Regions from separate parts of the Homo sapiens genome. Here region 2 is linked to region 1. Evidence: read pairs that join two places in POLR2A ChIA-PET (ENCODE). Cell type or tissue: Panc1. All regions are shown on one strand.

What was found. Peaks named below come from ENCODE experiments on the same cell type or tissue, not always from the same donor. Only the 100,000 strongest peaks of a DNase experiment are listed, where the experiment ranks them.
Region 2: POLR2A ChIA-PET joins it to region 1 with 11 read pairs; 2 of 35 experiments call an interaction of 5 or more read pairs at or near these places.

The regions. Positions count from the first base shown.
Region 1 is chr6:36,275,718-36,278,217 of GRCh38, forward strand. All of the region lies in intron 1 of PNPLA1 (patatin like domain 1, omega-hydroxyceramide transacylase), which reads left to right. Among named protein-coding and RNA genes, the nearest start is that of PNPLA1, 6.9 kb to the left of the region's middle. In Panc1, no CTCF peak of the experiment used is centred here; a DNase peak (open chromatin) is centred at 1,326.
Region 2 is chr6:36,115,796-36,118,295 of GRCh38, forward strand. It overlaps a transcript of MAPK14 not described here. Among named protein-coding and RNA genes, the nearest start is that of MAPK13, 13 kb to the right of the region's middle. In Panc1, no CTCF peak of the experiment used is centred here; no DNase peak of the experiment used is centred here.

The DNA of each region.
Region 1 (2,500 bases):
TCTTCAAATATTGCCTCCATTATGTTTGGCCCTTTCTTTGCCCCATGTGAAAAGCTCTGCTGGGCTTTCGACTGAAATTGCATCTTTCCATTTGTAAATATAGTTGATCTTTCTATTCTGGTCTTTTTGTGTCCTTCAGTAAAGATTTTGTGTGTTTTATTAGATTTACTTTTCCCTTGTAGTTTTATTTTTTATTGCTACGGGAAATGGGACCTTTTTTACCTATGGCATTTTCTTTCTTTCTTTCTTTCTTTCTTTTGAGACAGAGTCTCGCTCTGTTGCCCAGGCTGACATGCAGTGGTGTGATCTCGGCTTACTGCAACCTCCGCCTCCTGGGTTCAAGAGATTCTCCTGCCTCAGCCTCCCGAGTAGCTGGGCTTACAGGCACCCACCACCACGCCCAGCTAATTTTTGTATTTTTAGTAGAGACAGGGTTTCACCACGTTGGTCAGGCTGGTCTCGAACTCCTCACCTTAAGCAATCCACCCACCTCGGCCTCCCAAAGTGCTGGGATTACAGGCGTGAGCCACCGCACCCAGCTAGCATTTTCTGAGGCTCTTCTCAAGGCCACTTCCCCACTTTTGTAGCCAGTTTGGGGCTTTTCTATCCTGAGATCCTGTGTTTTTTTCCTGTGAAAGCTGAGGTGGCAGAGGTGCAACTTCTGGCGTGTATGCCCAGTTCTGTGACTAGGCCAGTTCAAGGCACATGAAAATGTTGTAAAAGCACTTAACATAGTGCCTGGTTTTTACTAGAGATGTGGTAACCTTCATTAATCCATTCATTCACCTAGGAGGGGTGGTCTCCGTGATTGCCACTGGGGGATCCAGAATTTCCAATCTTGTCAGAAGTGGGGTTGGAAACGTGCCTCAAAGCTGCATTTGCATAATTTTGAAAAACAAAATGTTTCTTATGGAAGAATAGTGATTTGGCAGACTTAAAACCCTACTCCCACTTAAGCTACTTCTTGGCACCTTTCTCCCCATAAAAAACTGGCAAGCCAATCTGTCCGTCCCTTCGTTCCTTTCTTCGTTCGTTCGTTCCTTCCTTCCTTCCTTCCTTCCTTCCTTCCTTGCTTCCTTCCGTGTTAGTTGAGCACATACTAGGCCCTGCAGAGGATGCGAAGATACAACACAAAATGAAACTCTGATCTTGCTGCAAGGAGCTTACAGTCCACTCAAACTTAAAGGCACCTACCAAACAGTTATAATACAAGAAAGTTCCTATTGAATGTTAGAGAATTATAAGGCATAGGAGTGCAGAGGGATGGAGAAAACACTTCCAAACATGGAAGGCCTCATAGAAGCGGCATTTGAGCTTGTCCATGCTTGAAATGTGAGAAGTTGGACAGGTAGAGACAGGTTGGGCAGGAACCAAGGCTTCCAGCAAGGACATAGCATGACAACACGACAAAGCCACACAGTGGGGAAACATGATGCCTCCAGAGCATGGTAAACAGTGCAAGTCAACTGACGTCAGGAGTTGAAAGGCGTTGCCTTTCCTGTGGTCCAAGAGCCCCCTGCCATATCTGCACTCCAGCTAGTCGGAAAGGGAAAAGGGAAGGGCACAGTCCTTTAGAGCAGGACTTGGAGGTAACACATGTCCTGTCAGCTACATCCCATGGATTGGAATTTAGTCACATGGTCACACCTGACTGCAAGAGAACCCAGGAAATGTAGACTTTATTTTTGGGAGGCCATGTGGCCAGCTAAAAATTGGAGGTTCGATTACAAAGGAAGAAGGGGAGAATGGGTATTGGGGACAACCAGTAGTCTCTGTTGCAACAACCATAATCAATGGCATGAGGATCCTGGAGAAACTCTGCCCCTGCCTGAGACCAAAACCATGACTTCCTAATCACAAAGTTGGCCAGATGCAGTGGCTCGTGCCTGTGAGCCCAGAATTATGGGACGCTGAGGCGGGAGAATTGCTTAAGGCCAAGAGTTTGAGGCCAGACTGGGCAACAAAGTGAGACCCTGTTTCTACAAAAAATAAAATAATTAGCCAGGTGTGGTGACCTGTCCCTATAGTCCCAGCTACTCAGGAGGCTGGGGTGGGAGGATCACTTGAGCCCAGGAGTTTGAGGCTGCAGTGAACTATGATTCTGCCATTGCACTCCAGCCTGGGTGACAGACAGAGACCATGTCTCTAAAAACAAACAAACAATCACAAAGCCAAGTCCAGTTTGTTGTCTGGGAAAGGGCTCAGCTCTGGCCCACCAGCAGCTGCCCCTGTGGCAGTGGGAGCATGAGTGCCTCAGTCTTGCAGCAGGGGGCCTGGGCAATGCACCATGGCACCTACTGTGTCTCCTGCCTAGAATGACCCTCTGCCCCCCTTTCAGAGAGAAAACCTCCTCTCCAGACACCATCCCATTTTACCCCACTCCATCTCTCTTTTCCATGATGTCTAGTTTGCCCATAAAATCTGCCCACATATTCTAGCATTTGATGTTGTACGGTCTTAACTGTTTCAGATACAGTGTCTCATTTCATCAACTAGATTG
Region 2 (2,500 bases), 160 kb before region 1:
GCACCCACCTGGGTCCCAGCTACTCAGGAGGCTGAGGCGGGAAAATTGCTTGAACCTGGGAGGTGGATCTTGCAGTAAGCTGAGATCATGCCACTGCACTCCAGCCTGGGCAACAGAGGGAGACTCCGTCTCAAAAAAAAAAAAAAAAATGAAAAAATAAAAAGTTATCTGGGCATGGTGGCACACACCTGTAGTCCCAGCTACTGAGGAGGCTGAGGCAGGAAGATTGCTTAAGCCATGGAGGTTGAGGCTGCAGTGAGCCATGATCATTCCACTGCACTCCAGCCTGGGTGACAGAGTGAGACCCTGTCTAAAAAAAAATAAAAAGTAAATTCTCAGGCATAGCTACATAAAAGAAATAATGAAGTAGTTAGATGCTTGTACCTATACATAGAATCACCTTGAATATGACAGCTCCAAATGCGTACTGATACAGTTGTGTTGTCTTGACAACTCAGATACCATGGCTGACTGCTGTCAGTCATGATTTTTCTGAAAGTGGTAAGCAACTCTTGGTAAAAATTTCAAACAAACAATTAGAATCTTTTTTTTTTTTTGGACAGGGTCTCAGTCTGTTGCCCAGCCTGGAGAACTTTTTTATTTACTCAGTTGTGATCCTGGGAAATGTAAGTATATTAATATGCAGAAAAGTATTTGTTTGATATGTAAAACCAAGTTACAGTCTAGGCTCAGATAATCATAAATAGTTTTTTCCACCTTCATGAATGTCCAGCAGGATGTTTGTAATGTGAAGCAATTCTTGTTAAGAATCCCACTCTGCACAGTGGCCCGTGCATGCTCATATCAGTAATACTCCTGATCAGTATGATAACCAAAAATGGCCCCAGAGATTTCAGTGCACCCGCTGAGAACTGCTGACAGATCAAATGACTCTGGGACACCTGGAGTCCTAAGAAGTGAAACCTCCACAATGCAGGACAGACCTGGCTCCCTATGGTCTTCCTTCCTTCCTTCACCTCCTTCCCCCTACTTTCCTTACCTCCCTACTAAAAAGTAGTTCTTTTAATGAACTGCTACTGTATGTTAGGCAATTTACATTCTTGCATATTCTATACAAGTAATGTCTCTTTCTCAGTCACGTTACAACTGAGGCTAGATTCAACAGACTATCCTGATATCAACGTTGAAAGACTCCTGGTTCCAAAGAGTTTTATAGCATTGGTGTTAGACAATCCTCTTTTGGTTTTTTTAAAGAAAATTTAAAAAAATTAATTCAGCATAATTTCCATAAGGACTCCCTGGCTGCTGCTGGCCAAATTGGGGAGGAGTCCCTGGCAGCCACAGCCAGGCACTGGTGCCTTATCTTGTTCAGCACACACTGGGTCTCTCTCCCTAGTTCCAGGCCCCTTGCCCTCGCTTCTCTACTCATCTGGGATAGAAATGCACCTCCAGGCCTCTGAAGAGAAACTACCTTTTCCCTCTTTCAGCCAAAAGGGCTCAAGCCAGCACTCGCTTTGTATGTCCTAGAAGATGAGCATGCTTCCCTCTGGCTCTCTATAGCAGTGCTCTAATGGGACAAAGTCACTGTGTGCTCTTGCTTTCTCTCCTGGTCTTTGTGCGTGATAGTCCCTCTCTCTAGAACCCTCTTCCTCCTCCTCATTCCTCTGAGCTAATGTATTCGTTCTTCTGTTCAGCCTTGACATCACTCCCTCAGTAAATTTCTGACCATTCCCAAGCCTGGATTAGCTGTGTCTTCTGCATGCACCCTGTAATCTGGAATGATCATTGGTGGCACTGATTACACTGCTTTATCATTGCTTGCTGTTTGTACCACCTGCTCAAAAAAGAAAAACATATAAAGGTTAAGGATACAGGCTCTGGAACCTTTGATGTGATTAAGTAATTTGCTCAAGATTGTACCAATAATAGAGAGTGGGGCTGTGAGGACTAAATGAGTTAAGACATGAAAAACCCTGAGTATACAGTAAATGCTAAATACTGGCTTAAGGCTGCATGTCATCGAAGACAGATCATGTCTTGTTCACTGTGGTGTCCCTGTCACCTAGCTTGGTACCTGGCACACAGTAGGCATTCAGTCCTTATTGACCGAGTCCATAAATGACTGTCAGCTTTTAATCCCTTGCAGATCACCTTGTCTTTTGCTTCCTGTTTTTACAATCAATAGTCTTTAGAAGCAAAGATCATTTAAAGAAAAACCAAATATGTAGGGGTTATCTGCCTTGCCTAAGAAATGGTGCTGTGTGGAATTTCCTTGTTTAAGAAGAGATACGTGTTAGAAGAATTGGCTTCTGATTCTCTTTGCTGTGTCTTGCTGTGTAATTCAAGTTGGCTGCACAGCAATTTAATGAATTAGAACAAGAACCAAAAGATTATTGAAAGTGGCTGATGGCCATAATCTAGATAATTCCTACTGTGTCCCCATCCATCTGCCACTTTAAAATGAAAATAGCAAGGCAAAAGAAAGATAATTGGAAGGCATTATGGTGTCTTGCACCCTCATTCAGCCATTCTACAAATA